4 separate regions of the Homo sapiens genome follow, and all the other regions are linked to region 1. A link is an interaction called in ENCODE POLR2A ChIA-PET data of the cell type or tissue named here. Cell type or tissue: CD4-positive, alpha-beta T cell. All regions are shown on one strand.

What was found. ChIA-PET counts read pairs that join two places held together with the same protein. Peaks named below come from ENCODE experiments on the same cell type or tissue, not always from the same donor. Only the 100,000 strongest peaks of a DNase experiment are listed, where the experiment ranks them.
Region 2: POLR2A ChIA-PET joins it to region 1 with 11 read pairs; 4 of 35 experiments call an interaction of 5 or more read pairs at or near these places.
Region 3: POLR2A ChIA-PET joins it to region 1 with 14 read pairs; 8 of 35 experiments call an interaction of 5 or more read pairs at or near these places.
Region 4: POLR2A ChIA-PET joins it to region 1 with 24 read pairs; 11 of 35 experiments call an interaction of 5 or more read pairs at or near these places.

What each region holds. Positions count from the first base shown.
Region 1 is chr6:106,093,837-106,101,836 of GRCh38, reverse strand. It overlaps PRDM1 (PR/SET domain 1), which reads right to left. Exons shown (of 7, transcript NM_001198.4): 3 at 6,103-6,222; 4 at 2,285-2,537. Among named protein-coding and RNA genes, the nearest start is that of PRDM1, 12 kb to the right of the region's middle. RefSeq lists an enhancer at 2,470-3,669. In CD4-positive, alpha-beta T cell, no CTCF peak of the experiment used is centred here; DNase peaks (open chromatin) are centred at 2,986, 3,896 and 7,366; H3K4me3 peaks cover 5,042 bases; H3K27ac peaks cover 2,873 bases.
Region 2 is chr6:105,777,364-105,785,363 of GRCh38, reverse strand. No RefSeq gene overlaps it. Among named protein-coding and RNA genes, the nearest start is that of LINC02836, 150 kb to the right of the region's middle. RefSeq lists a silencer at 4,664-4,864. In CD4-positive, alpha-beta T cell, no CTCF peak of the experiment used is centred here; a DNase peak (open chromatin) is centred at 3,183; H3K4me3 peaks cover 717 bases; H3K27ac peaks cover 697 bases.
Region 3 is chr6:106,190,867-106,198,866 of GRCh38, reverse strand. All of the region lies in intron 7 of ATG5 (autophagy related 5), which reads left to right. Among named protein-coding and RNA genes, the nearest start is that of PRDM1, 110 kb to the right of the region's middle. In CD4-positive, alpha-beta T cell, no CTCF peak of the experiment used is centred here; DNase peaks (open chromatin) are centred at 1,196, 3,056 and 3,536; H3K4me3 peaks cover 600 bases; H3K27ac peaks cover 442 bases.
Region 4 is chr6:106,158,804-106,166,803 of GRCh38, reverse strand. No RefSeq gene overlaps it. Among named protein-coding and RNA genes, the nearest start is that of PRDM1, 76 kb to the right of the region's middle. RefSeq lists enhancers at 1-18, 1,842-2,301, 2,312-2,361, 2,382-2,481, 1,906-2,752 and 2 more. In CD4-positive, alpha-beta T cell, no CTCF peak of the experiment used is centred here; DNase peaks (open chromatin) are centred at 2,193, 2,443, 3,193 and 3,613; H3K4me3 peaks cover 1,393 bases; H3K27ac peaks cover 2,168 bases.

The sequences.
Region 1 (8,000 bases):
CCCTTCTTCTCCAAACTCTACCGCCTGAACCATCACTGCCATTTAAGCCCTCATGGAGATTCTTGCACCACCTCTATTGTGCTTTAAGCATGGAAACCCAACACAGTTCATTTGGAGACACAATCTACCTATTAGGCCTGATGAAATAGTGGAAATTTTCCTGATCACAGTCTCAATCATCAGCTGCCACGCCTAAGACAACCGGTTTCACAACTGGCAGCAGGAATCTTGTTTTAATGTGACTGGTTATTGTTAACTCTCATTCTTTACTATGAATATTGGACAATGAAATGTGCTTGAAAATGTTAAACCACCATTTAGAAAAAATTCTGCCAAAATAAAAGGGGACATACTGCATAAATAAAAAGGGATAAATAAAAGGTGTCATTTCACAGTATATATGACAGTTGCTTCTGAACACAAAGTAGAAGCACTTGAACCTTAAAATACTGTGCAAAACCTTTCTTTGAGGAATAAAAACGCCAGGCCTTTAAACCCTTCCCTTGATTGGCACAGGGTGCGGGAAGCATGCAAAAAAGTTTCTTGGTGGTTGGTGCAAAGTCACTGGGGTAGGTCACCTCAAATGAACTGTTTAAAGAAAAGCAAAAATCAAAAGACTTTCCTCTGAATCCATGAATGATTAAACTCAAGGAATGTAAGGAGACCCTTAAGTGGAAGTGGCTCACTATGTTAAGAAAGCCAGGAGGGAGCTGTGCGCTTCTTCTGAGACGCACAGCTGGAATACGAGTTCCACAAAAATGCCACTGTGCCTGTGCATTTGTCGTTTGTTACTAGGTCCTCAGCACTGGGCATGGCATACACAGATGCCACAACAGCCGAATGGTTCCTGGGAGGCTCAGCCCTAGGGATATGACAGAGTCTCCAGAGTCTCGGGGAGCGCTGAAGAGACATGAGGGAAAAGAACTGCCACCTTTTTGGTCAGGACCTAATTAGACCCATTAAGCTGGAACTGGGGAACTGAGAGCCAGTTCTTTTCCTGAAGCTCAAGGGTAACCTGTTGTGTAAGGACCCCAAACACACGACCTCCCCTACGGGGGAGGTCCTGATGCTTTTATAGCCCCAGATTTTCAGAAAAACTGCAAACACAATCTTGCAATCTTAAGGGAGATCAAGTAAAATGAAGTGTGGAATGAATACCAAATAACCATACAGTTGGATTATATATGACTAGGGTAAGTACTTGGCTTGTTCATTGGTCCTAAAATCAAAGTCAAAATTCCAATTTATGTTAACATTGATATTTATTCCAAATGTCTCAAAGGTGAAAATGAGAACTAAAACAAGTTAGCCTTCTGGTAAAGCAAATGGATATACTTATCAATAACTGGTAAACCTGGGTAAAGGGTAAGTGGAAATTCTTTGTCCTTTTCTTCAAATGTTTTCTTAAGTTTGAAATGATATCAAAACCAAAAGTTACAAAAACTTCAGCATTTAGTCTTAACTTCTAAACCAAAAGGAATAATTTTTAAAACTGCTAATAAGATTTAGTGGTCTAACCAAGAACACACAACCATAGTTACAGCAGAGGTTAGAATCTTATGGCAATTCTTAAATTGCTCAAAGAGATCACTTGAGAATGACCAAAATGATGCAGCCCTCTGCAGAGAGAGGTCATGACAGCAATTTTAATCAAATAAAAGAAGTAAAAGCACATAAACCTAAGGAATTGAGAATTTGTTAAGATAAAGTGATAGGTGGCTACTATAATACTGATCAAGAGATCAGATAGTTTTTTTACTGTAAGGAAGGAAGCTAAGATGTAAAATCTTTACGGTTATTCACTTAGAATAATATTGAAAAATTATGACAAAGTTTTTCTAGCAATGATCTTACAATGTTCCACATCAGATCCTAACTGTACACTCAAATGTACATCTATAAATATTTTGATGCAGTCTAAGCCCTGCCAAAGTACCACAGATGAGGGCTATACCTTGCATACGCAGCATGTCTGGACCAATCCCTGTAATTCTCCCAACTGCTTTTGGATAAATTAGAATTGGACATATATTTCTTCCTGTAACATCCTGAATTCAAAACTCAAGGTAGCTCCTCATATATATATATACTTTTAAATGATCAAGTTTCCTAATAGTTAATAGGGACTCAAAAAATGTTTTTCCTCTTCCTAGTCCCTAGCTTAAGCCACCTACTTCATCCAACACATGACAAAGCCGTATAATTAAACAACATGTTATTAGTTCAAAGGGGCAGAACCGACATTACTGGCATTTTTTATTTTTTTGTTCTGTAATCCACTTACTGAGATTCATCATTGTCAGCTCTCCGGGATAAGGGTAGTGAAGCCTTTCTGCAAAGTCCCGACAATACCACACAAGAAGTTCCTGGTTGGCAGGGATGGGCTTAATGGTGTAGAAGTAGATGTTCATCCCGTTCTGACACGCAGCCAGGTTTTGCTCCCGGGGAGAGTGTGCTGGATTCACATAGCGCATCCAGTTGCTTTTCTCTTCATTAAAGCCGTCAATGAAGTGGTGAAGCTCCCCTCTGGAATAGATCTGTCCAAAAGAGAAGACAGGCATGTAAAAGGAAGTCAGACCCAAAGCTCCCCAGCACCTCTCAGAATAAACACAGCCGGTACCGTGTGTGATTTCTGATCCCCTACTGCCTAGTTAGAAAAAGAATCCAATCAGTTTAGCCAGAATAGTCTTGAATCAGCAGAAATCAGGGCGGAAACAGGTAAGGCACACTTTTGTCAGTTACCTTTTCCATTTCAGTTTTATCGTCTTTTCATGTTCGGGAAAATAACAGAAAAATGAAACACAAATGTTCATTTAAGGAGCTGCCTCAAACCGATTAACCCACCACAGAGTACTACTTTTGCTACTGCAGTGAATGGCAAATGGGCGATGCTACTGACTTCAGTTCCGATTATGCTGACTTTTAGTGCTTTGAGTCACTGGGTAGAAGACCAAGCCGGCTGACGACGTCAAACTGAGTCTTAGCTTTTTCTATGGCCTCTGTACTCGCCGTTTCCTACACCCCCGCCCAAGGCTTCAACTATGCAAACATCCTCCACCCCCAACCCTCCAAGTCCTAAAGTAACACTTGTTCATATGAATACTTGGAACCTTGCCTTTTTGTGGAAACACTGGGTGGGGCAAAGGTGAACTTCACCTGCCATAACAAAGCGAACACTCGGGCAGCAGCCCGAATTTGACAGTCTATTACTGAGAAGTCACTTTTCCTCTTGATAAACATGTCCAGACTTGCACTTTCCTTTCAATGCAAAGGAGGGAAGGGAACCCCTTATCTGGGAGGAGGCTGGCTAAAACACCACACACAGAGCCATAGGCGTGTGTTTTTGGAAAAAGAACAGGAAGAAAGTATGTTGTTCCTTAAAGGCAACGCAGAATGAAGAATTTGAAGTTTGTCCTAGAGTAATACTACTTCTGGATAACAGATGCACTCAGGCTACTTGGCAAAGAGGCAGAGGAAGAAGAAAAATTAAAACGTACACTCTTACTGAAACTATAAACACACTCCTTATCCTTCCACACAAAGTTTTCTCTCTTCCCCTCTTTTTAGGAGGTACCACCTTTACTTTAGACTTTAAGAAATTTCCTTATACAATCAGTCAATACCTAGTGTGATCTGCGACTTGCAGTCTCCAAGCAGCAGTAAGGCACTGTTCGTAGCAGGAATTTTGTGCTCACCGGACAGCAGGTTATTGCTTTTCCTTACTCACGTACCGACTATGCTAGTCTACAGATAGTTTCTGTATTTCGCTCAAACGTTATCAGAAATAAAAAGGAACTCTGTCCCTTTAACACAGGCGGTAAACACCAGAATCACTTTCTTTTAAGAGTAACTTCCTGTAAATTGTGAAGGGGGAAATACATGTGGCTTCATCAAAGCAGCTTGTGAGAGCTTTTGCGGTGTGTTTTGTTAAGAGAAAATGGAACAAGGCTGGGTGAATTCTGCTATCAAGAGGGGTTTTCAAGTTTGTTTACTCTGATGTGCAAACTTCCAGGAACATGGGGTTCCATCGCTCTTGTACTCTTCGCTGGTGCGGAAACTGCTTTCTAAAGCTACGGGTATGTTGATTCCAGTTAGCCTTCCTCGGACTGCAATTTACTGTATCCTCATTTAAAAACAGCAATGTCGGTGCCATGAAGTCACTCACACAGAATAAAATAACGCATATGTAAAATGAACACCGTTTCCTACCACCTTCCTGCACTTCCATATATTATCTAGAAGATTAAAATGCGCTGATTCATAGTACAGTTACAAGAAATGTCACTGGTTTCTCAACTTGAACATCCCTTCTTTGGCAGTGTAATTTGCATGAAACTTTTTCTTTCCTCACAACAGATGTTCATATTCCTGCCAGCAAAAACGAGATGTTCTACAATATCCTTTGCATGTGAAAGACTGATTCAAATAAATCCTCCCAAGGAAAGCCTTTCAGTTACTTACAGTGAATCTTTAAATGAAACAGGGAACTGGACAGTGAGGGGGAGATTCTTAGGTACTTCTTGCCTTTTCTCAAAATAATCACACATTAATGAGACTTATGCTGGATTGTCTTAATTCAGACCTTTAACTCCAAGAACTATGCACCTTTGTGGCTCACTTCTGAGAAGACGTTATTGACAATAAAGGCAAAAATGCACTCATGGTTCCACCATTGTAAGTCAGGTGATTAATATATTTTAAGGAGGAATAATTATTAAATAAAAATTGTGAGCACATGATTCTTAGTGAATCTGTAACTACCCTCTTTTGCTTGGGAAATAGTAAGATAAATTTCTAAAAATGAAAAACTTCCTGGATTAAAAATATTGTTTCTTAGGAATAGCTTCTTGTCCGAACGATATAATCGTTCTAGGCAAAAATACCAGCTAAAGCAAGCATAACACAATTTTTGTTATCATGCAGCTGTTTCTTTTTAAAGAATTCAAATAATGTACATTTCATGTAAGTATGCACAAAAAAACGCTTACTAAATTCTTTATCTTCTGAGGAAACTAAATATCCCTGAGACATCTATGGGAAGAAGGAAAGCAATCTGACTTTTTTCTGTTCACTGCTAATCCAGTGTTTTATTCAAGGATTCCATCTAATTGGTTCACCTCTGGGGGCCTTTCTAACCCTAATATAGCAAAGGAAATTGTACTGGCTAGATCTTTTGGTTGGATGCTATAGGAAAGCTTATCATCTTGCATATGACTGTTAAGCATTTTCCTTATGCTATGAGATAATTAACCTATTGTCAAATGGAATCATTTTACCATGCACATGTATTTAAATAGGACTAGTTCTGTGGTCCTCCATTCCCCTCAACCCATCTTCCAGCTATCCTTCCTTAATGGCATTTACTTATAAGGTAATTCATTTGTCATTCCTGGCTGGGCGCGGTGGCTCTTGCCTGTAATTCCAGCACTTTGGGAGGCCAAGGTGGGCGGATCACGAGGTCCAGAGATCGAGACCATCATGGCCAACATAGTGGAACCCCGTCTCTACTAAAAATACAAAAATTAACTGGGCATGGTGGCGCGCACCTTAGTCCCAGCTACTCGGGAGGCTGAGGCAGGACAATTGCTTGAACCTGGGAGGCGGAGGTTGCAGTGAGCCGAGATCATGCCATTGCACTCCAGCCTGGTGACAGAGTGAGACTCCATCTCAAAAAAAAAAAAACCAAAAAGATAATTCATTTGTGATAACTCTTCCATTCAATTAAAGTTAAGTCAGCAAGAAATCAAAAAGGGGTGAAATCTAAGGCTTGGTAACTCATTACTACTTCCTTGCGGAGAAATGCAAATGAACCTATCCTTAAAGCAAGCAACAAACTGTTTCCTTTCATTACAAAGCTCTAATGAATTGCAAAAATCAAGATTCACATATAGCCCGTATCTCCATCACTAACCACCTACAGGCCAGACATTTCATCGGTTTCATCACATTTGTTCAGAATTCCCTGTGTCCATGGGGATGCTGGATACTTATGGGTGAGCCCCAGCATTTCTCAGCACAGGATGAGAAAGGTGAGCCACCCAGCTCTTTTAGCTCCATTTTTTCCTAACATTTAATGGGTCTGAAGAAATTTCCCTTACTTACCCTCCAAAAATATTTCCTGTTGGCGTTCTTAGGAACTGTGTCATTGGTGTAGATTTCACCTATTAGGGGTCCAAAACGTGTGCCCTTTGGTATGTATTCTTTACTCATCACTCCAATAACCTAAACAGGAAAAAACACAGGAAACAATTACTTTGACTATAAAATGTTAACCAATCTTTTCAATTAAATAAATTGGACTGTCAAGTAGTAATACAACTAACAATGATAAAATTTTGATAAGTAAACAGACATTAATGATGCCTACATAATTAACAAGCTTCACCATAGGGGGAGACCATCTTTTAAAGTCTGAGATCATAAGCAAATACTCAACCAAGCATTAAAACAGTCTAGGGGATTATTGTCTGGTAATACGGGATCTTTTATTTTTATCATTACTTTTTATGCTAGAACAGCGAATATAACCATTCTCTTTTAGAATGAGAATAAGACACTGCAGAATTAGATGGTCAAGATTAGACCATTTCAGCCTGTTCCTAGTTTCCTATTTCTCATTCTCCCTCAAACCATAAGCATAGTGTGCTTGAGGGGAATAAAATAGTTCTGACCTCAGAAACCAAAATAATGTTCTTTGGTTGTTCCATAACAGCCTAAGGAACCAGAAACCAAATGCATTATGTTTTTTTCATTCCAGATGAGGTTTGTGTGTGTGTGTGTGTTTTTTTTTTTTCATAGCTTGTACATTCTCTTTAATAAGAGATCTTTCAAGTAACTTTGTTCTTCTCTGGCCTTCTACTTTGTTCTTCTCGAGTCTTCTACTCAAGAGTGGTCAAAGGCCCTCGTGTGTGTGTGTGTGTGTGTGTGTGTTTTAAAGACAAGGTCTCCCACTATCACTCAGGCTGGAATGCAGTGGCTTGATCTTAGCTCATTGCAGCCTTGACCTCCTGGGATCAAGAGATCCTCCCACCTCAGCCTCCTGAGTAGCTGGGACTACAGGCATGCACCATCACGCCCAGCTAATTTTTGTTGTTATTGTTGAGAAGGGGTCTCACCATGTTGCCCAGCCTTGTCTCAAACTCCTGGACTCAAGCGATCCTCCCACCTCGGCCTCCCAAAGTGCTGAGATTACAGGCTGAGCCACCATGCCTGGCCAAAAGCCCTCCTTTGAAATTAAGTTTATACGGAGGAAAGCTGTAGGTTCTAAGATCTGAGGAAATGACCTCAGACTGGATGCATCACACATTTTAACTTTGTGGGGCCTTGCTAAAGAAACATGTTAACTATACCAGTTCCTCCTTAATAATAAATTTCTCTTTGAAGGGGTAAAAAAATCACCAACCGTGAATCAGGAAGCAATTCGTCACTATTCAATAGAACTCCTCTGTGAGTAGTCCTTTACAACAGTTTGCAGTTACAGTTTTGTTTTGGTTTTTATTCTCTCACTTTCCTAGTTTTATTTTCTTCTCATTCAAGATAGCCTACCTATCACTTTACTGAATTCTTTACTAAAATGGACCAAGGAGGAGGGAGTGGTAATAGATGATAATGTTTATTTTCCAGTTTTTATATTCCCAGTAGCTCCTGTACATTCATGTACCTGAAATGGTAGACTCAAATATGTGAATCGATCCATGCACAGATTGTTCACAGTGGAATCTACAATTTTGGTTACAATATACACCAGTTCCTCATTAAGTCTCATCAATAATTTAAACCTCTATTTAAATAGATATGGCACACCTACATGCCTGTGACAGACTAGCTTTTCTCATTTAAGTGTCTTATCAGCCAATGATTTTTTTTTCTAAAACAATTTAGTATTCAATATACAAATCAATGAAGCATACTCAGACTGGAAAGAGAAAAAAAGAAAATTTTCCTACACCTAACATAAGTTGAAACAAGAGTGTTATTTTTGGTCCTTTAAGAATTTCTGT
Region 2 (8,000 bases), 320 kb after region 1:
GGCAGTGTTGTCCACAACAGACCTGGGTTGCAGCCCCAACTTCAGCATTTTATATCTGAGAGAGGACAAATTGCTTAAAACCACTCAGCTTCCTCATCTGCAAAATGCTGATGATAATCACCTCTCGAAGGTTTCTTATGAAGTTTGAGATCACATATACAAAGAACCTATGAAGATTCCTGTCACATAGTGAATATTGAATAAAGGGTAGTTATTAGCATCTTGTTTTGAATGAAATGGTGGCTGTGTGGAGGCTCCTTTTATGTCTGAACATCTCCGTAGGGAAGGAAACAGGAGAGTTGAAGGTAGATCTACCTGGGCCTATGAGGGAGGAGTCTGGGGAGAACATCAAGATAAACTGCTTAGTTATTCCATGTGGATACTGAGGGGCTGGCTGGCTAGATGCAGAATGCAGCCAGCTTGGACTTCATGGGCCACCAGCAGGGACACTGCGTTAGCACACAACCCGCCCATTAACCTCTTGGACAATGGAAAGTAGGGTGTGGGATCAGACCTCCAAAGGCAGGCTGTGAAAAGCCAGCAGTGAAGAAGCAGGTGCGGTGAACATAGTTCCGGCCTACATCCCCATGGGCAGCCTGAGAGCTCACAAGAGCTAGATGCAAAACATCCAATGCAGAGAGAAATGGAGAGGACAATGAAAGGAAGACTACAGGAGGAAGATTTGTAGCCAGGTCGGGGGTGGAACAGAAAAGCAAGCTAGAAATAAGCATCTGGCACAGGGTGAGATCAGCAACTTTTGATCTTTTACCTGTTAAAAGGTGATTTATGGTCTAAGAGAGTGAAGGTTGAAGGCAGAATTCGCCAGAAACACTCCCTGATGACTGTCTCCATGCAGGTCCAGGAGGAAAAAGAGCCCATGGAGGATGAGGGCACTGCCCTTGGGTGAGTGGTGGGCACAGATGCAGTGAGCCCCAGGGCAGCCGATCTGTGTCTGAGTTTACCATCTGCCTCTTACTAGCTGTATGACCCATTCTTAAGTCATTTCCCTGCTCCAGGTTGCAGCCTCCTGGCTACCCAATGAAAGAATGGAGCCAGAATATCATCTCTAAACATTAAAAAAAGACACCCCTTTTGGAGCAATACCAGAATCTCCTGTGCTCTCCCCTCCCCAGTTGGGCACATGGTCCTTTTCAATAACCCCCACCCCTAGCTGGATCATCACCCTGGCCCTTTCCAAAGCTGACGGTTGGTTGTTCCATGAAGTGAGAGGGACATGTATTCCCAGGAGAGCAAAAATAAGAAAGGTGGAAAGAGAAGCAGAGGGGCTCAGTGCAGATTCTGATGTGGGTGCTGCTCTGGAAGAAATGGTCCAATAGCAAAAGCTGAAGGCAGGGTGGGAACAGGCAAGCTCTGGGATCGTCCAGCTCCTGAGCTTGAAGGAGTGTGACTTAGGGAGCCTGGAGCAGGACAGGCCACCCTATGCGGATGGCTGATTTCCCAAAGGAGACTCCCTGGGGACACACCATGTTGCTTTCCAGCTCGGAGGAAATAAGATCTTAGAAGCTGTGCCTCGAGGTTGTTTCCTGACTATCTGAACGGGCAGCCCTGGACAATCTGTGACCAGCCCCTGAGTCCTTAAATTGGTGGTGCTTCTTGCCTCAGCCACTTCCTATTTTAACTTCCTTGAATCTCCCTGCTAATTTCCCTCTTCGTGCTACTATGCATATGCAACTTGATAATTTCTTGTGAAGTAGGTACTAAAATATAAAGAGGCAATGCTGGCTAGTGTTTAAGAAACAAAACCAAAAGCAGATTCTGGAGCCACACTGCCAAATACACACGCTGGAGCCAGATAAGCTTGCTAGCTGTGTGTCTTTTGTAGGTTACTTGACCTCTCTGTGCTTCATTTCCTCATGTGAAGCGTGGTTAATAATCCTCCCAGTCTCACAGGATTGTAAGAAGTAAATGAGTTAATAAGTATGGAGTGCTAGAAGAGTGCTGGTATGAAGCAAGCACTTCGTACTGCATTAGTTCTTATTATTTTCCAATTTGTCACATTTCCCCCAACTGTCCTTTCTCATTATTCTTGAGCGCACACAATAAAGCGACTGTAGAGTCAGCAGTAACAAACCTGAGGTGTTCCCACCTCCTTCTTTCTTCTACTTCTGCCCCAATTTGAAAAGGACTGTTGGTCATTATGTCTTAATCAGTTCTGTAATTTCATCACCTGTTTCTAACTGATTTATTTTTTCAGAAAAAGGAGTGCCAAGGGTACAAAAAAAATTAGTTAGAAACAATGAATAAGACCTACAATTTAGTAGCACAAGAAGGTGATGATAGTCAATAATAATTTAATTGTACGTTTCAAAATAACTAAAAGAGTATAATTGGATTATTTGTAACACAAAGGATAAATGCTTGAGGGGATGGATATCCCATTCTCCATGATTGGATTATTACACATTGCATGCCTGTATCAAAACATCTCATATACCCCATAAATATAGGCATCTACTATGTACCCACAAAAATTAAAAATTAAAATTGAATAAAAAGAAAAAGGAATGCCAGTGAACTGAACTTGGGAGAATACTGGGAATGGGAAGGTCTCTCCTCCTCTCCCAGGTCTGTCTTCCTCTGGCTCTACCTTTTCTCTACTGGAGAGGTTCAGGTTTAAATTTCAAAGCTCGTTTTCAGATTGAGTTTTTGAATTAATCTATCAAAATCTGAGAGAGAAGGAAAGTGGTGAGTTTTTCATCCTTCTAAGCAGATGAAAACATAGCAAAGAAATCACAGCAAAGAAAACCATTTTGCAGAGTTCAATATCTCGATCTATAAGTAGTTGGAAGGTCTCAATGGCTGGCGCTTAAAAGGAGAATGAAATGAACATTTCTGTATTCCTATGGCTTTGTTTCACAAAATGCATCCAGTATTCTGGATTGGAAATGAGGTGGCAAGTAAAGCAGCACGTACTATCTTCTATTGTAATTGAATTTTATACCATATCTGCGGATGAGAAAGTATTGGAAAGGAGGAGATCATCATAAGATTTAAAATTCAAGCTCATGAGCTAAAAATGTTTTCACCCAGGTTTTGATTTGTTTTGTTTTGTTTTAATTTTGTAACATCAAGGGATTTTCTTTTTACCTATCAAATAGCAAATACTTCCTGTCTGGGTCCTTTCAACTTTGCAACTGCACTTAACCTTTTGTAGTCAGACTCAAAAGTCCCTTAACCAAGGGAAAGTCAACCTAACCACACCCCAGAACAGGAAAAATAAAAGACATATTATTGTGTGAGACACTTTCTTTGAGGCAACGTGTCTGTTGCGATCAATTATTTCATTTATTCATCATGAGCTGGAGACAGTCATGGACCTTGTTTACAGGAAGTTCTTTAGAAATGAGCTTTCCTAGCTTAACTGAACTTACAGCAAATCGTGTCACTCAGAACTCCACCTGTATTATTTTCTTTCATTTTTACCTGACCAGGTAAAGGGGGATAGGGTGGGGACCCTCTGAAAACCACATGCTTTTCTCAAGAATTTCTGCCGGTCCAAAAACAGATGGCAGAAATGGCATAAACATGCCTTTGGATTGTAGGCAATGTCTTGTGTCTTCTGCACACTCTGTGGCTACTTCTAGTGTAGTGTTGACCCTGTGTGATCTGTTCACCTGTCAGGCTTCTCACTAGATCTTGAGCCCCTTGAAACCTGGGTCCAGGTCTTATTCACCTTTTATACCCTCGGTGTCTAGCATGTTGTTAGAGCTTACTAAATTATAATAGTATTACTTTTTTATGCCCCATCCCATTCTGCCAGAGAACTTAAGAGATTCATACACATCCTTGTTGAATTAACAAATGTTCTTGAATCACATGTACTTTGATACCGAGAAGGCAAAAATCAGTCTAGGCACACCTTGATGAAACGGCAGAGATGACTCACCTCCCAACTGGGGGCGGGAGTGGGTGGGGAGAGAGCATTTGTGGAGTCATAGGATGATGGAGGCCTCTCCGGCAGGAGGCTTTACCGAGATTCCCTGTTATCCCTGTTTGTGTAATTCCCCCTCTGACTTTACATGAACCCAGACAGTTGTCTGGCATCGTCCGTGTCTGTTACACAACCAAAATGTGTTTTCTTGTAAGCTTTTCATTTCCCTTAGCAAACAGGTTTTGGCTTCCATACCTTAAAAAATAAAAATTAGGAGAAGCCTTATGGAAGAGCTATATGCATATATATAGTAAAAATATCGTTACTAAGGACCGGCATGGGGAGCCCCACCATGAAGATGAGGAAATGGGAGCCCAGAGGTAGTCGTCCTGGCTTAGGTCAGCCAGGGTCCCAGCCCCTGAGAGAGAATTGGATGTACCACGTCTGCTTGATCGGCTTGGCCCACTATACCTCATTGTTCTTTGGAGAACTCTTTCCTATTGAACTGAAGATGTGGGATCCCTAGCCAGAAGGAACAGTTCGCTGTGAATCAATTTATCCCATCACTTCGGCCCACAGGGAGAATGCTGGGTGGGATGCCACAGTTCCATGATGGAGCCTCAGCGTCTTCTGCAACAAAGGATGAATTTCAGAGTGACCACAGGAAAACAATACTGCTTTTGTTGTGGAAAATGTCCTCTAATTTTCCTCCTGGTTGTGGTTGCTGCAAAGGCTGTTTGTTCATGCAAGTGTTTATAGCATGCCTTTGCACTTTGTCAGGGGAAACTGGCCTTCCATCCTGCCATCTTGCAACACGACTTCTGAGTGTATTTCACTGATCCTAATAATAGACACTGTGGCAACCACCTGTACTTAAGGTCATTGTCTCATGGGTTTCACTCTAATGCTCTACTTCCTGGTGTCATAGTCAAGCTCTGAATGGGCACACCCCTTCCCAACTACATGAAAATATGTCATTAAGAAAACAAACAAAACAACTGGCTTCTCCATGAAAACCTCATGACTGACACTCCGTGAAGTATAGTGTTGATAAACCTGTTGTTCGTCCTCCCTAAGCGTGAGCTTGGTAGATGTCCACTACCTTAATCACCAGGCAATCTGAAGGAAAGTATTTTCTGTTATCGTTAAGCTTATTCATGAAACGTGGAGTGCGTTTATGCTTACATCACGCCAACTGGATTCAGTCGCAAGGACTGTAATTCAGACAATCCAGTCCTACAGGTCATCGGGACATATTTCTTTCAGGCACGATACCTATTTACACATTTGATACCTGACTTGTAACACACACTATATTCTTGAATAATAGAAACAAAGATGAGGAAAGCCCCAAGCGATACAGCACCGAGAACACTCTGGGCTTCTTGGGTTTGGTCACTATATTCCTTTCCCTTTTATTAGCTTCACCGTCCAAGTTGCTTAATCTCTTTTGGTTTGGTTGGTTCATCTATAGACTGGGGGTTGATAGTAGCATATTACCTACAGCCCACTTGACTGATGATATTTTATCACTGATGATATTTTAAGACTCCTTAAGGTCTCGTTCTTCCCTGCAGGTTTTTTTTAATTGATTCAAATGAAGGGCCCTTTCACTGCCACTGAGATTAAGTACAGTTGAATATAATCGGCCTCCACCTTTATTACCCCCACCTCCCTGCCAGTCCTGCTCCTGTTCAGGAATAAGTCAGGTGGCATTGGATGGTAATATATCATCAATTAAGCATCATCAGGTGAGCTCTCATGTCAAGATTCTTGGGTTCGAAATTTTATCCAATGATCTAAGTTAGATGGGCATAACCAATTCAGAGTGATCTTATCATGATCCAAATTATTTGTGCAGGTTCTTGGAAGTAGCAAGCATCCCTCTTTGTGCTGGGTTCCAACATATAGGAGCAGAAACCTTCAAACCATATTGTCCTTCCTCCTTATGCCTGCTTAGGGTTAAATAATTGTCTGATTGTAAGTTGTTTTCAGCACAGCTGGGCAAGTGGTTTTAAGAGATTTTAGAGATGAAACTTTGAAAACAATAACAACCAAAAGAAATGACTGTCGGGGATATATTTTATGATCATCTGCAAATAGTTACCACATAGAACGTGTCGTTAATAAACTGAATTACCCAACAGTCTTCCTTGCTGGATGTGCTCTGTTTCCTGCATGTGCGTCTGTTTTTATCACAGCTTGGCATCATTTTTAAAACATCTGGGCCCTGACAAAGGGGATTTGAGTACAAAAGAATTCTACGTAAAGTAAAACAACAACTTTCTCTCCTCTTTAATGTTCCCCTCCCCCATCTTGTTAGCTCCCCAAACTGTGGAAGGAGAGGCTTAAATCCAGACCCCCACATTCTGTGATTCCTACCCTAGAAAGTGCCCCCACCCCCCACACACACCTCTTTGGCTTAGCTGTGTTCTTTCTGTCTACTGAAGTTAGGTTTGGGTCTCACTTCCTTTACCTTTGAGTTTTTCCAAACTTTGATCACAACCCAGTCCACACAAACACACACACATTCACACAGTGTAATGTATTTAACAAATACTTACAGTATGTTCCGGGCACTGTTTTAAGCCCCTTAAAAATATTAACCCACTAAACCCTCATAACCCTACGTGGGAGAACCTATTATCCCCACTTCATAGATGAAGACACTGAGTAGCAAAGGTTTAAGTACATTCCCCAAGGTCAGTGCTAGTAAAAGTAGCATCATTTTGAACCCAGATATGGATTGTACTCTGGTCTGGTCTATTCTAGTCTAGTCTAGTCTAGTCTAGTCTATGACTCTGTTCTATTTTTTTTGAGACGGAGTCTTGCTCTGTCGCCCAGGCTGGAGTGCAGTGGCGTGATCTCGGCTCACTGCAAGCTCCGCCTCCCGGGTTCACGCCATTCTCCTGCCTCAGCCTCCTGAGTAGCTGGGACTACAGGCTCCCGCCACCACGCCCGGCTAAGTTTTTGTATTTTTAGTAGAGACAGGGTCTCACCGTGTGAGCCAGGATGGTCTCGATCTCCTGACCTCGTGATCCGCCTGCCTCGGCCTCCCAAAATGCTGGGATTACAGGCGTGAGCCACCGCACCCGGCCGAGTCTGTTCTATTTCTTTACATAAATGTTGATCTGGGTACACTAAGTTCCTTCAGTGTCATGAAAAACAGAAACGTATCACTTTATCTTTGCCATCATTGCAGTCTGATAGCACAGAATAAGTTGTATCACTAATTTGGCCTTTGTCAATGCTGTGATTATTTATCTTTGTGGATATTTAACACAGTGACTCTGGTAAAGACTGTATGGCTTGAACGTTGGTTAATATATTGGTGTCAATTGTTAAATGACTGTCTTTTGCGGGCTTCAGGGTCAGATCACACCCTTGTGGATGAGGGTAATGGTTATCATGAGTAGTGGGGGAGACCAGACCTTAATATTGGGGCAGAGGATAAAGCCTCGGAGAAAAAGGTCCTTATTTGGGACAGAGCTGTGATTTCTTCCTTTTTTGAGCTGGAGATGTGTTTGATCTGGACTTCACAGCTTAAAGAAGCCAGGGGTGGGTTCTGTGGTGGAAGGAGCTTTCTCTGGCTTACGTGATGGTCATTTGGGAGTGAAACAAGAAATCAGACAGTGAGAGACCAGGGGATGGATCTGGGTTTTGAATCAGCTAAATAGGCCTGGGCCTCCATGCCTGGGAAGTCCTCTCTCTCAAGACCCTAGTAGGGATACATTCTTGCAATAGAGACCCCAGGATATTCTTTAACGTAGTCCTTAATGAGTGTCCTAGGTTGGCACAGGGCTGTGCCCTACCCTGAAGGAAACTATTCTGGCACCTGGGTTCCTTCCTGGAGTTTATTCCATTGCCATGGATCTCAAAACGTGTGGTTCCTCAGAGCCAAAGCTATTTTGTAACAAGACTAAGACATTATTTGCGTTTTTTTCACTTCCTTTGTCCCATGAGTGTAGAGTTTTCTGGAGCCTAAGTTTTAGGTAATATTGCAACAGACTGAATGCATTAAGTGGATTATGAGAATCTTGCTATTTTCTTTTTTTTTTTTTTTTTTTTGAGTCTCACTCTGTCACCCAGGCTGGAGTGCAGTGGCGTG
Region 3 (8,000 bases), 97 kb before region 1:
TCAGATACACAATTTGCAGATATTTTCTCCTAGTCTGTGACTTGCCTTCATTTTCTTTCTCTCTTTCTCACTCTCTCTCTTTTTTTTTTCCCAGACAGGGTCTCGCTCTGTCACCCAGGTTGGAGCGCAGTGGTGCAATCTTGGCTAACTGCAACCTCCACCTCCGGGTTCAAGTGATTCTCGTGACTCAGCCTCCCTAGTAGCTGGGATTACAGGTGCCTGCCACCATGCCTGGCTAATATTTGTGTTTTTAGTAGAGACAGGGTTTCACTGTGTTGGCCAGACTGGTCTCAAACTCCTGACCACAGGGGATTCATCCGCCTCAGCCTCCCAAAGTGCTGGCATTACAAGTGTGAGCTACCATGCCCAGCCTTGTCTTCATTTTCTTTTGAAGGATAAAAGCATTTAATTTTGGTGAATTCCTGTCTATCAAGTTTTTTTTAATGGATTGTGTTCAGTTAAATAACTAAAACTTTTTTTCTTATAGGCAATACATTTACATATTTTAAAAATCAAAGCATATATAAAGGAATTTAGTAAAAAGTCTCTTTCCTAACTACCTGTTCACCAAACTCTAACCTGGTTCCCCTTTCTAGAGACAACCAGTGTTGCCATTTTCCTGTATATCTTTAGAGATAGTTAAGTAAACTTTTTATTTTTGAACTCAGGCTACAGAAATTTTGCCTTAGTAACTCATAACTTCTGAGAAATTCCCAGAAATTCAAGAATAAGCTTACTTTTTTAGTTCATTTTCTCTGTTATAAGGGTGTTTGTTTTTGATCTATTTAATATCTATTTTTGTTTTTGAGGATTTTGGAATATAGATGAGTTATTTTCATTTGAAGTGTAATGAAGAGGTTAATCGTTTTTATTGCTGATAGAGATAAACCCCATAAACCTCTTACCTGTCCGTGGCAGCACTGGCTTTCAGTTACTCATTTCTCTGTATTGTGTTTTTTTCCCTTTTTGAGTACTTTGTAGTAGTACTTTAAAGAACATTAAAAACTAGATGCTGTGTTAGTCTGTTTGTGTTGCTATAAAGAAACACCTGAGGTTGGGTAATTTATAAAGAAAAAAGGTTTATTTAACTCACAGCTCTACTGCCTGGAGATTGGGCATCTCATGAGACCCTCAGGCTGCTTCTGCTCATGGTGGAAGCTGAAGGGAAGTTGGTGTGTGCGGTGGTCACATGGTGAGAGAGGAAGCCAGAGAGAGCAGGGTGGTGCCAGGCTTTTTATAATAACCAGCTCTTGTGGGAACTAAAACAGTGAGAACTCACTCCTCCACACCCAGGGAGGGCATGAATCTATTCATGAGGGATCCACCCCCGCCCCCCCCACCCCAACCCAAATACCTCCCATTAGGCCCCATTTCCAACTTTGGTGATAAAATTTCAACACGAGGTTTGGCGGGGACAAGCAACCACACTATAACAAATGATTTTATCAATTAGGAGTAAATGAAATTTAAGCCAGAGTTTAATATTTGAATAACTACCTTTTTTGAAAACAAAAGGCAGGGTCTCACTGTGTTGCCCAGGCTGGTCTTACATTTCTCACTCAAGTGATACTCCCACTTTAGCTTCACAAAGTACTGAGATTATAGGCATGAGCTACTGCACCCAGCCTCAAATGACTACCTTATTGCACTTTTCCTAGATTTTTTTCGACAATCTACTTTTTAAAATATGTTGTTTTAAACTTCCTTTTTTATAACATCCTTGACTATAGAATGAGAACACTGCAATGAAACCCAAAACTTTGGAAGTAATGTGTTCTGTAATGATCTGTCCCCTAACAGCAGCACAATTGTCACAGACACAAAATGATCCATATTTGCTAGTCCCAAGTTTATATAAGTGGGGGGTCTCCCTTGATACATTTGTGTTTTATCTGTAAAAACTAAAGTTAACAGTTGCTTTTTAATCCAGGAAAGAGGGCTTACTTGAAATTTTATATTGTTTATTTTGTTAATGGATTCATTTGTTCAATTCATTTTTATTTCATGGTTGCCAATTTCTAGTTTGTGGGTGTGGTTAAGGAGTGCCTAGAGTGGGAAGAAATTAGTTGGGTGTTAATACTGTATTTTACTTCTTTAAAGAATTGTATAACTGTAGAACTTTCAATCTACTTTTTTTTTTTTTTGAGACTGATTCTCACTCTGTTGCTCAGGCTGGAGTGCAGTGATGCCATCTCAGCTCACTGCAACCCCTGCCTCCCAGGTTCAAGCAATCTTGTGCTTCGGTCACGCAAGTAGCTGGGATTACAGGCATGTGCCACCATGCCTGGCTAATTTTTGTATATTTGGTAGAGACGGGGTTTCACCATGTTGGCCAGGCTGGTCTTGAACTCCTGGCCTCAAGTGATTCACCCACCTTGGCCTCCCAAAGTTCACTCTCTTAATTTTTGCATGATTGTGCCAAACGTCTCTTAACCACTTAATTGCAGAAATAGGTTTAGAACACAGGTCTCCATCTCCTGGTGGTCTTTTGGTTTTTCCACTTTACTATGCTGCCATTTGTTTTTGTTTTCTTTCTTTTTAACTTTTTGGTTTAGTTTAAAATAACATTCTGAAATACTTGCTTTTTCCTTACTCTTTATTTTACTTTCACAAATCTTAGTCTTCAATTTGTGTTTAGTATCTAATCTGCCTACATGCTCTTCTCTCTTAATAATATTTCTGATATGATCTTAGGAACCTGAGTGTCTACTGTTTTTATTTTGTTTGTTTTGTTATTTTAGTGTTCCTATATATAATCCTGACCACTCTTGTTGAATTTTTTAAATGGTGATTATGAACATCAGACACGTAAATGAAAAGCATTCAAGTGCTTTGAACTGACACTCTCAGAATACACCTTTATTCTGCTCTTATACCCAGGTTACAAGACAAGATTAACGTGACCCTACACAAGAAAGGCACACAAATTTGTGAAGCTGTTCTTTTAAAAGAGATTCTTTGTTCTGTTAAATTTCTAGGCTGCTCTACGTGTACATCCTTTTCTAGGGGATACACAGTGTGACTTCCCTTGTGGTTTTTTTTTTTTTTTTTTTTTTTTAGAGGGGAGCAGTGAGGCAGCGCAGCCACACAACCTAATCCACAAACCTTCCTTTTAGGTGATTTCAGGTGCTGTAGGTGAGTACATCTGTGTGACAGACTTCTCCCCATGCAAACTGTCAAATGCTTCTCTTGACTGCAGAACACACACTTCATTGAAATGACATAGATAATGCCTATTCTTTTCAGGTATTTTTGATGGTATCTTTCATACCAGGAGGAAGCCACATCTCTAACACATCTCAGTATCTTTTCTTTAGAAAAAAACTTTTATCTTTGCTTCTTCTTTTTATTACGTATTAAAAAAAATTGTCATTTAAAAATCTATGTAGAGTATCCAAAACATCGAGTCACTGTTTCAGTAAAAAACTGTTTACTGCCTGGTTCAGTTCACCTGTAGTATTGTCAGATGTGTCAAACATGAAGCATTTTGACACACCTGCATTCAACTTAAGTTGAAAGCGAAAGACTTTAAGATTGGGTGTGTATGGATAAGAACTTGCTGTCATCACATGATGAAAAGAGAAAGTACTTCATAAAAGTTATGTGGCACCATTGTCTTCTACTCCCTACAAGTGATTCAGTGATGAAAGAATTTTGTCTGATTTCATCATATGAAAGTCAAATGTACTAGTATTTATGAATACGTGCTTTAGGTCATTGTTCTTGTGGAGTAACTAATGATGAGCTGCTGCTTGTGGAGTAACTAATGATGAGCTCTTTTGTGTGTTCCTTTCTTTTTTTGTAAATGGCTAAGGGAATTAGTCAAGTTGGAGGTAACAGGAAATGACCAAAGGTGAGCTCAGGTAAATTGTTTTTGTCGTTTCAGCTGTAGTTAAAATGACTCAGAGATCTAAGCTTCTGTGCCAGACCTGAGTGAAATATTTTTTTCTTTGTACATTAAAAATAACACATCAAGAACATTTATTTTTACCTTGGAGAATACAAAACACCTATAAGCTTTACCCAATTATACTTCATTTCCCAGTCTTCTAATGTAATGTATAACAACGTGGTAAGCTAGGCGGGTGGATCACCTGAGGTCAGGAGTTAGAGACCAGCCTGACCAACATGGTGAAACCCCGTCTCTACTAAAAGTACAAAATTAGCTAGGCGTGGTGGTGCATGCCTGTAATCCCAGCTACTTGGGAGGCTGAGGCAGGAGAATTGGTTGAACCCAGGAGCCAGAGGTTGCAGTGACCTGGAATGCGCCATTGCAGTCTAGCCTGGGCACCAAGAGTGAAACTCCATCTCAAAAAAAAAAGAAAAAGAAAAAGAAAAGAAAAAATGGTATATTCACATTTTTTTCTCCTTTGCTGTATATGATTAGATTATGTTAATAAAGTGAATTAGTTGACAAGATAAATTTTTTTCAGACATGAAGCAGTTAGAAAAAGAAACATATAAATCTCATGCTGACCGTATAAAGCAGATACTTTTAAGTATTTGGACAAAATTGAAGCTTGTTAGTATCTCGTGATTTGAGATAATATTTGAGCAATAATCACATTTGTCAGTGTGATGGCACTGCCCCCGGAAGAATAGGCACTCAGTTTGCAAACTCATGCCACAGGAATAAAAAAAACTCCAATTCCCAAACCTCATCAGATTGCGGGTTTTACAATTTCAGTAATTCTTTAGATATTCATTTAGAATTTGAATTAGAAGGAACTAGTATCTCTGTACCTTCACGCTATTTGATTTGGGCAATAATAATGCTGATTATTTTCATTCTCCACTACTGGAAATGATGACATTACTGGACTGACAGAAGATGCTTCTGGTTTCTCCTTCTGAATTATTGTTATCTTAATCTCAAGAAGTTAAATGAATTAACCTGACTGTTCCCAAAATGAGAAACACACACTTGCACAACTATTTCATCTTTAGCACTAGAAAACAAAATTCTCTTACCAAAATAATAGTATATGCAGACAGTTAAAAACAAGTTATCTTTTCATTGAAACAGGTACTATGGGGCTTCATTCTGACCATATGTAAACAGTACAATTATTGTCTATATTTTAAATAAAGCAAGTAAGTTGAGCTATTCTGTAGTTCATACTTGACAAATATTAATGGACCCTATTACACCCAACTAGAATTACTGGGTCATTTTATGAAAGCAGATAAAATAATATTGTTTTCAAAGTTTATTTATGTATTTATTAATGAACAAGGTTTAATTTTTAACTTTTACCACATTTTTATCTTATTGTCAGGAAGCTTTTAATCAGTTTTAAAATGGCCTTACAATCACTTAATTTAATACACTTTGCTTTTTATAATTACAACTGATCATATGGGATTTTTTATATTATTTAAATTTTAGTTTATGTCCTCCTTACTAAGAAATACAGAGATTATAAGCAAAAGTCAATGAAAGAATTAATATGGACATGTTTTTAAATTGTTTAAAATGTTAAGAGTCAAAGCTCTGAAAATATAATAAAGATATAAAATGTATACATGGAAAGAGATATGTGGTATATCTGGTATTTGGTATATACTATGATATTGCATGTTCATTAAGACCTGTACTGCTAAGTGAGTATGCATCCGGAAGAAGTTAATGTAAGTATTTTTAAATGGGTTTGTATTTTTCTGATAAACAGCACTCTCCTTCTGTTTGTGATCATAGGATAAAAGCCCTGTAAGCTTGTATATGTTCATTTTTACTGCTACATCATGTAGTGTGCTCTTAAGATTGAGATCTCATTCCCCAGGAAGCATTTCTGTCCAAGATTAATTGCCCTTTTAAAATCAGCGTTTGATGTATTTCTTTGGCTATATCCTGGCTTGGTTTAACCCTCTTTGACCTGACCTCGCTGACTATTACCTCCGTGGCTGAGACAAAATCCTTCAGCATGATGTATGCACTTCACATTTCAGCCTGTGGTTTTTCATGTCGATGGATTCAATTAGTTGGTGTTTTACTAATGAACATATCAGAGGTTAAAGAATTTGTCAGACAGAACAAAATTGTTCAGGCTAGTGGTAATCAGAAAGCTCGTCGCTCTATTTTTTAAAACTTCTAGGCAGTATTAAGTATTTTTCAGAAATTTTACCTTCAGTATTACACATTCCAAGATAGCAAATCAAGTCATTTTCTGCTGAATTATAAAATATAAATATGAAGCTACAAAGCTGAACACAATGGTTATATCATTTGATCTTAGACTTCTACTCCATATTTAAAGTATGAGCTTTTAAAAAATTAATTAAACTGAAATTTTCTTGTTAAAAACATGTATGAATTTCCCTTAAAGATACATCATCCATTTCTTTAAGCCTCCTTTAAATATTAATAGTAAGAAGGAAACTCAAGCATCTCACTAGAATCTCAAGTCACCTGTTTTTAAAGACATTTATAGATCATATTCCTTGTTGAAATTGGCTTAGTTGAATAAGACCTAAAACCCAGATTGGGATGAGAAAGGTAATTAGTAGCCATTAGTAATAGAAATCTTTAGAACTCAAATTTATCACACAGTGCAAGTTCTCAAATGATATACTTAAAATGTATAACATAAAGATTTTGAAAGGTTTTTTTTTTTTACCTGAATGTTTTCATCTTTTTTAAAAAAAATAACCTTACCTAAAGTCTATTAAATGATATATCTGTAGTACACTAGGGCTCATTTGACTTATAGGTGATGTGCTCCACTTGAATATATGTGTTGAGAGCACTATTAAATAAACGTGAAGGTTTCTAATACTTAAGAATTTTTCTTAATGTCATTTAATTTGCATAATCATCGAGTCTGGGTTTTTGTTGTCTTTTAAAAAATACATTTATTAAAATTATATGCCATACTGCATAAAAATGGAACTGAATAATTCAGGAGGTATTACCATGAGGCCAAATTCTTACAGCCCTTTGTATGCCAATCACATAATTGAATCCATGGTTTTTATATATCTTTTGATATATCTAGTACTAAAAAAATGAACTTATTCTTATAACGTGTGTAGGAAGAGAATTACAATCGCTCTTTACTTTTTGTTACTAAATCATGACCTTTTTAAAATGATCTTCTGTCCTCACATACTTTATCAGTTACATTTTTGACACCATTATTTTTTATTAGAGAGTGAGCAGGAGAGAGGGGTGGAGAAGAGTCACTCGTGTTATTGAGTACCCTGTGTCCAAGTCCTGTGCTAGGGTCGCTGCTGAGTACTTTGCTTGGATATCCCATTTAATCCTTCATGTAACTGGAGATTAGAATTCTTTGTTCACACTGTAAGATGAGGAAACAGAAGTTTGAGTGAATTGCTTGAGAATTCAAAACTAATAAATTATGATGGTTTACACTCTGAAAGAAATATTTTGCTGTTTAGACGTAAAAGACCCAGATACTGGAACTGGGAGACGTGTTAGTGATCCTCTACTCTGGACCAGTTTGCAAACTGACCCACAGAGTTAAATGAGAAGCTATCATGGGTTATAAATCAGCAAGCAGAACTTAGGAGATGGTCTCAATCCCACATTAGCAAAAGCTGCCATATCTTTACCTGTGTTGTATATTGGGTTTCTACATAAAATTTTGTTTGTAGAAAAATTCTACACTGGTATGATCATAAGATTCATTCTAGGGAACATTTTTAAAAAAAGACTTTACCCCAGAAATTGATTCAGAAAGTCTGGAGAGGAGCTCAGCTCATATATATGTATATATTCTTTTAATTTCCCACATGATTCTAATGGTCAGCTAGATTTTCAAACCATACATCTATATAGGCATCTTCATTTTATATATAAAGAAACAGCTTCAAAGTGACGTGAGACCTGCTCAGAGCCCTTTGTTGCCAGAACTGGAATTCAAGTTGCCTAACCCCCAATTTGTCTTTCATTAGTACCTTGCTAACTAGTGGTGCATAATTGGCCCTCTCTCCTTTATGTCTCATTTATATTATTGTATATTGATAACAGTCATTGTATC
Region 4 (8,000 bases), 65 kb before region 1:
CGGCTTACAACTGTAATCCCAGCACTTTGGGAGGCCAAGGCAGGAGGATCGCTTGAGTCCAGGAGTTCAAGACCAGCCTGGATAACATAGTGAGACCACCATCTCTACAAAAAATTAAAAAATCAGCTGGGCATGGTGGCATGCAACTTTATTTGGGAGGCTGAGGTAGGAGGTTTGCTTAAGTCAGGGAGGTTGAGGTTGCAATGAGCTATGCTTGCTCCACTATACTCCAGTCTGGGCAGCAGAGTGAGACTGTGTCTCGAAATAATAATAATAATACTTCAGGGAGTGGTAGTGAAGATTATATAAACTAATATATGTAAAGTGCTTAGAACATCACCTGGCACACAGTTTGCACTCAAATGTTAGTTGTTGTAATCATCATCTTCACTATCAATTTTTCCTCTTTATTTTCTTTTTAGAGATAGTGGATAGTGGGAATAGGTGGGAACGAGCAATCCTCCCACCTCAGCCTCCAGAATAGCTAGGACTACAGGCACATGCCGCCATGCCTGGCTGATTTTTTACTTTTATTTTTAGAGATGGAGTCTCACCATGTTAACCAGGCTAGTCTTGAACTTCTGACCTCAAGAGATTGTCCCACCTCAGCCTCCCAAAGTGCTGGGGTTACAGGCGTGAGCCACAATGCCCAGCCCCCCTATTCATTTTTCTCAATTGAAAGTTGAATGCCCTTGCCTCTTTGACACACACATATACAACCACTCTCCTCTTGCATCTGGCCTCCTGCCAATCTAGGTTACTCACCTGATCTTTGCTCTTCAGTGGTCTTCCAACATCTGTCTCTGTCCAAACCAGCAGCCTCAGGAAAGCCTTGCTTCCATGCTAGCAAACTGGCCTCCTCTAGGGCCATCTAACCAGTCTTTCCTTGTTGCCTTTTATATACTAAATATGATTCCTAGGGGGTAAATTTTTTTTAAGGTGTTAAATACCATGTCTAGGCAGATTCAGCTCACCCAGAAGACTAGAATTGGCAGCTATGCCTCCTGCTCTCTGCTTTGATTCAGAACCTGTGCTATGCTATTGTCAAGCCTGGGTATTGTACCTTCTTGGTCCATTTTTGAATTTTTCATCCATTTTGACCAACACTGTTTAATTCCTGCTTTTTTTTTTTTTTTTTTTTTTGAGACGGAGTTTCATGCTTGTGGCCCAAGGTGGAGTGCAATGGTACGATCTCAACTCACTGCAACCTCCACCTCCCAGGTTCAAGCGATTCTCCCGCTTCAGCCTCCCAAGTAGCTGGGATTACAGATGGCCACCACCATGCCTGGCTAATTTTTGTATTTTTTTGTAGGGACTGGGTTTCACCATGTTGGCCAGGCTGGTCTGGAACTCCTGACCTCAGGTGATACACCTGCCTTGGCCTCCCAAAGTGCTGGGATTATAGGTGTCAGCCACCGCGTCTGACCAATTCCTGCATTTTTTAAAATGACAAATGACATGGTCAAGAAAGCCTTTCTGCATTTCCTTTCTTTGGTCTTCATTTATTCATTCAACCAGTATTCTGTTACTGTGTCCTCTGAACAGTCTCAATAAAATTGTTGCTGCTTGGTGCTTTGTGTATGTGCACCTGTTCCCTCTCCTAGGTTATGAGAACAAAAGCCAAAGATCCTATTTTAAAATTTTTATTTATTTTCTTAATTTTTTGCATCACCCACAAGACCACAGGCAAAGCCTGCTTGGGAATGAACTCGTGAAGAGCTGTGAAGCACAGATGGGTCTCTCTGGTCTTTTCCCTCTACTTCCATCCCCCTTTCTATTCTTCTAAGAGTCTCACAGACCCTTTCCATCTGAATTTAGTTAGGCCTCCAGCAAGCAGAGACACAGATTTCACAGTCAGGTGCTGCTCCATGCTGTACTGGGGTGATGCCCCAAAGGTGTTCTTGGCCCCGGCCTTCAACACCCTGTGTTGATGTACTTGGTGGCAGATTCCCTGCCATCTCCCCAAATGATCGTGTCTTCTCTTCACATCTCATTATGTTTTCCTTGGCCTGATTCCTTTCCTCCTACCCAGTCTGATTCGTCTGCCTTTTCCTGACTCCCTTCCAGGCCACCCCTTCCCCTGGCCTCTCTTCGTACCTTGGCCGTTAGTCTTGCTTGATGCCTCTGTATGCCTCACTTTGGTTTCTGTTCCCCCTTATTCTTTTTCTTTCACTTTCCCCCACCCACCCGTCGTTTTTAACAGTGTCATCATGACTTACAGTGTGGGAACATGATGCTTGCTGTCTCCCACATTACATAGCCGCCCCTGGATTTCATGTGACCAACATTCCTTCCCCTAACCCCTTGGGCAGGATAGAAACTCCCCCACTGCCAGAAGCCGGGGCCTAGCCCTCATCGCGAGTCCCGCTTCCTGCCCACCTCAGGAAGCAAGGGCAGGGCAGAAGATGGAGGCCAGGGCCACAGAGTTCACCCCAGACCTCGTGTCAGATTCTGTGGGGCAGTGTGAGCTGGGTGTGACTCAAGGCACCACTCACAGCAGCTTTACTCTGTGAAAGCACGAAACAGGGAGGGTCCTCATAAAGGAATGGCAGGGGCTGTGGGGAAGAGGTGGGGTAGCACATATGACTGAGGCCAGGGAGGTTTCTAGTGCTGACATGACTTGGCCTCCTCATCCACAAAACTCACTTGAAACACCAGAGCTTGATGAATAACAGCGTCCCAGTCATAAGCAGAAAGAGCTCTTCCCTTTTTCTTCCGTCAGCCCTCACACATACCGCTTGTGCAATCTGTTCTTATGTGAAGGTTTGCAAAATCGTCCAAGTGGAGGATGGGTCTGGGATTTCTTGGACACATATCCATCCTGGAGGGCCAGACATCAGCCAGGGCAGCTGGAACAACCTGGACTGTCACAGTAGGAGGGGACGGGGGGTGTCAAGGCTGCTGGGAATGGGGCCTTCTAGCACTCGGTTTCAGAGAGCAATAAATGGAGTTCTTATTTCAAACGTGCAAACCGGATTTGGTCAAATACTCTCCCTGTGAGGCAGCTGCCCTTTGAGGCTGTGGACCAGAGTGGAAATAAAGCTCCTGTCTGACAAAGGATAGGTTTCCTTGACCCTTTCTGCTGACTATTCCACTTCCTGCTGGTTTGCTGCGTTGATCCTTGGGCAGCAGCCCCAGGGGTGCTTGCTGCAGCAGAGTGAAAGTGATTGCCAGCCTGAGCTCTACAGGCTGACTTTGGGCTCTGCAGGCACGTTCTTCCCCTTGCTTATTTTCCACTGCTGTTTGTGAGTCAAGCTCAAGGGCCACGCTGAACAGGCTGCTGGAGGAAAGGAGTGAGCCAGGTCTCTTGATATCTTCTAAAGTCTCAGAAAGGAAGTACAGACCTAATTCAGTGCCCTCTCCTTTTCTCTTCAAGTGCAGGTGGTTAAAGTCCCCCTGATATGGTTTGACTATGTCCCCTAAAAAGCATGTATTGGAAAATTAATCCCCATTGTAACAGAGTTCGGGGGTGGGGCCTGATGAGAGATGATCAGGCCATGAGGGCAGAGTGAATGAATTAATGCCGTTACTGCAGGAGTAGGTTGGTTATAAAAAGGGAGTTTGGCCCTCTTTTACACACACGCACTCTCTCTCTCTCCCTCTCTCGCTGTCTCGCTCTCTCACTCTCTTGCTCTCTCACTCTCTTGCTCTCTTGCCATGGGATGATGTAGCCACCAGGTGCCAGCTCCTCAGTCTTGGGCTTCCCAGCCTCCAGAACTGTGAGCCAAGACATTTCTATTAATTGTAAATCACTCAGTCTGTGGTATTCTGTTATTACAGCACAAAATGGACTAAGACATCACCCCTGGGTGCATCCCACTCATGACACAGGCAGGAAAGCAAAGATAGCTAAACTCAGGATAGGCATTTGTATTCAGAGGGTTTTTTTGTTTTTTTGGGTTTTTTTTGCATTTTTCCACATTGCCTAGTATATAGCACTGAGAATGCGTTTTAAGATTTATGGACAGTTTTGACATTTAAATAAGGTATGACCAAGGTAAAGGGAGAAAATTGTGGGAATTTTGTCAAATAGGACCAAGGAATGCAATTTTTTTTCAAACACTATTTTTAAAGGACTCTTTTTGTAGAACCTTAGCTTTATTTGGTATCAGCCAAGTGTACCAATCTCCTGTTTCTGATTTGAGAACAAAATGTGTACTGTTACCCGTACCAAGTATCTCAGATACCTTTTCCAACCAATTTTGAAAGTTCACAGAACTGGTCTTCCTGAGTCCTTTGGCCTTAGATGTGTAGATACACAGATGATCCATTGGTGTGCAAGAAGAAAATATCTTAACTTCTATTTCTATCTGTGTTTCAATCTAAACAACAAATAAATTAAGCTTTACTGTTACTAATAAATATGATTAATGCTACATGTATTCACAAGTGTACACATATAAAATTTATAGATAAATATAAATATGATGGGGATGCAGGCCCAATTTTAAAAATTAGATTGTATGATCAAAAATTGGTGGAGGCCAGACATGGTGGCTCATGCCTGTAATCCCAGCACTTTCAGAGGCTGAGGCAGGAGGATCACTTGAGCCCAGGAGTTTGAGACCAGGCTGAGCAACAGAGCAAGACCCCATCTCTACAAAATAAAAAATTAACTGAGCATGGTGGCACATGCCTGTAGTCCCAGCTATATAGGAGGCTGAGGTGGGAGGATCTCTTGAGCCCAGGAAATTGAGGCTGCAGTGAGCCGGGCTCGTGCCATTGTGCTCCAGCCTGGGCAATGGAGCAAGACCCTGTCTCAAAAAAAAAAAAAAGTTTGCTAGGACTTCTGCTGCTGGCCAATATGGAGTCATGGAGACCAAATTTACCTTCCTGCCTGAAACAACCCCTACACACACACACACACACACACACACAAAACAGACAAAATATATGAAACAACAGTTTCCAAGACACTGGACATCAGGCAATGAAGAGAAGTGATCCCTAGAATCAGGAAACAATGAGGTGGCCCTTCAACTGTCACAGCTTACTCCACTGAGTTCACACTGTTTAGTAAAGTTATATATGTCTTTTTTTCTTAATTTGAATTTTTACTTTCCTCCTCCTTGAGGACAGTAGCCACATCTCGTTCACGGTGTATCCTCAGGACTTAGCACAGGAGTTGCTGAATAAGCATTTGTTGAATGAATAACTGAAGCTCTACAGGGAAGCCTCAGAATGGTAGGATCATAGATGAACGGATGTTGGAGCCCAAAAGCACCTTAGAGATCATCTAGCCCAGTTTCCTCATTATACTGATGAGGAAATTGAGGTCCCAAGCAGTGCTATGACTGCCCCAAAGTCTCATGGCCCCTTAGTGGTGGAGTTTGTGGGAGTATTCCTCCCTAAAAAGCAACCCTGGAATTAAGCAAGTTGGTAAATTGCTGCAGCTCACAAAGCAGGGGCATCATAGAATTCTAGAGGCTAAGATGGTGTGTTTAGGGACAAAAATATAGGAACCAAGAATTACTGTGGGCAAAGCCATCCAGGGTTGAAGATACAGCCAGACTCTGCTCAATTCTAGAAAGATGCTGAAAGAGCCTTCCAGGTTGAGCAGAGAGACCACAGGAAGAGCATTTTGAACGTGTGCCCTGGTGGACCCAGAGACTTCTGCAGAATGCAGGAGTCCTGGGGCTCTGGATGAAGACAAGCCTGTCCACCTGGAAACCCAGAAGACTCTCAGCCTGTTCCAGGCCACCCTGAGAGTGATCACAGGGCTCCAAGGCCCATCCTCAGCCCATCACCATGCCCCAGAATAGCTCCGCAGGCCCTATCTCTGTCCTGGCAGTGGGGGCAAGGTGGACCCACTAAGAGCAGCCCCGCATTGCACTTTACCCTGCTGCCCAACTGCGTGGCCTGACTGTGTTCCAGGACCCCACATGGAGAAGATCCAGTCCCTAGACGATGCTTGTCCATTAGTGGAGCACCTTCAGGCCACAAGACATGTCCTGGCACAGAAGGACCTTCCTGCTCAGGATGCAAGGAGCTCCTGATACTGTGTCCTCATGAGGTTGGAACAAAAGCCTAAGGGTTGGTTTTGACTCCTCTCTGAGGTTTGGTACATCGTAAGGCAGCCCCAGCTACATCAATTCTCTGCCAGGGTTTGTCCTGGCTTCTGCTGGGACCTAGAAGCTGGCATCAAACCCCTTTCCTTTGAGCTTCTTCTCAGTTCAAATCACTGCTCACTTCTTAAAGTCCTTGATAAAGCAGCCCACCTCTTTCTAAGCACCTTGTTGGGATCTGGAAAGTTCTAGGATATGTCAACAACGGCCCAATATTGTCTTGAGAGTTTTTAGACTTGATCTAGGCCCAGAGAGGAAATGGACTTACACCTGCCTACAGATTCCTACAACCATCACCCAAAGTACATCTGTGGGATCTACGGAATGTGAGCGAATGCTTGGCTCTTGTTTCAAAGCTTTATAGTAGGCTCACCATTTGGTAAGTTTTCAACAGTGACACCTGGGCTTTGCCTAACAAAATGAATGATGGAGTGAAAGTGAAGGGTGAGTTACATGTGACTTGGGGAAACTTCTTCACTTGGAATCCCCAAGAAAATTCCTTCAAGGAAGGAATCTAGCAGGAGGTTATGTATCACAAAGTGGTCTCCTAAACAAGAATTGCTGTTTGACTTACACACAGTTTGGATGTGACTCTCCTGAGGCCCAGGGTCCAGCTAGGGAAGGGGTCTCCGAACCAGCCTGACCCAGGGCTGGGCCGCAACAGGCTACACTGCACCTGTGTTGTGTTCTTCCCCAGCAGCGAATGGTTAGTTCAGGTTACAGGTGGAGCCACAGTGCAGAGCCCACGAAAAGGCAGAGGCATATTCCTGGCAGCTAGTGACTGCAAAGTGTTCTCTATGTGCTATTTAGACTGAGCAGTGGCAGAATTATTGTTAGTCTCCATTTTATAGATGAGGAAACAAAGGCAGTGAGAGGCCAAGTAAGGTGCCTGTAGTCACAGGGTGAGTCAGCAGCTAACTTTGTGGCCCATGGGCCAGCACTTGGCACTGCCTTGGGCTCTGTGGTCTCTTGGAAAATGTTTCCTCCTTTATTCATAGCCAAGAGTTCTTTGCTAGACATTCTTCTGGGAAATCTCACCCTCATGGTAGCCCAGCAGCCAAAGCCCCTGCCTTCCTTAGTCTCCCTCCACGACAGCTGGCAGACTTCCTGCAGGCCACGCAGCTCTCCTCGGCCTCCCATAGACTTGTCTCAGCAGGACCCTCCACTCGCTCCAGCACATCCACTGAGGTGATCCCCTCTGCCGTGGGCCTCGGCCATACCAGCACCTTCCCCACACTGCAGATCAGAATCACAGCCCTGACTCGGGGCTCCCAGATGAGTTTCCTTCCCTGCTGCTTTGCTACCCATGCCAGTCTCTGGTTCCTTCAGCGTCAGCACTCCCACCCACTCCCTGCACATCTCATCCACTCCCTGAGCCCCCTTCCTCATCTCCATTTTTTAACCGGGAAAACCCACCCCTCCACACCATCAAGTTACTTTCAGAAATTCCAGGACCCTCCCAACTTTCCAAGAACTCCTAAGCTTTCCCTTCTCTTGGACATCTTTCTAGACTCATTAAAGAAACACAGTGGCCTCCCCAGCTACCATTGTCCAAAAGTGGATTTGTCCTCAGCTCACCAGTGCCTCACATTTATATTTAAGGTGATGTGGTGGGCAGGATTCTAAGATGCACCCAGGATTTCCTGCATCCTCCTTTGTGTATACACCCTGAGAATACCATGGATTTTATTCCCATGATTAGCTGCTATTTTATGACATAGGTGACCTTAAGAAAGAAAAAATGATCCCAGTGGGCCTGATTCCATGATACGGAGGACTTCAGTCTTATGACCACAGAGAGCAGAATTCTATCAACAGGAAAAAGCTACAAGTGGATTATTTCCTCATCACCTCCAGAGAAAAACTCAGGCCAACACCTAGATTTCAACCTTGTGATGCCCTAAGCAGAGGACCCAGCCACACCGTTCCAGACTT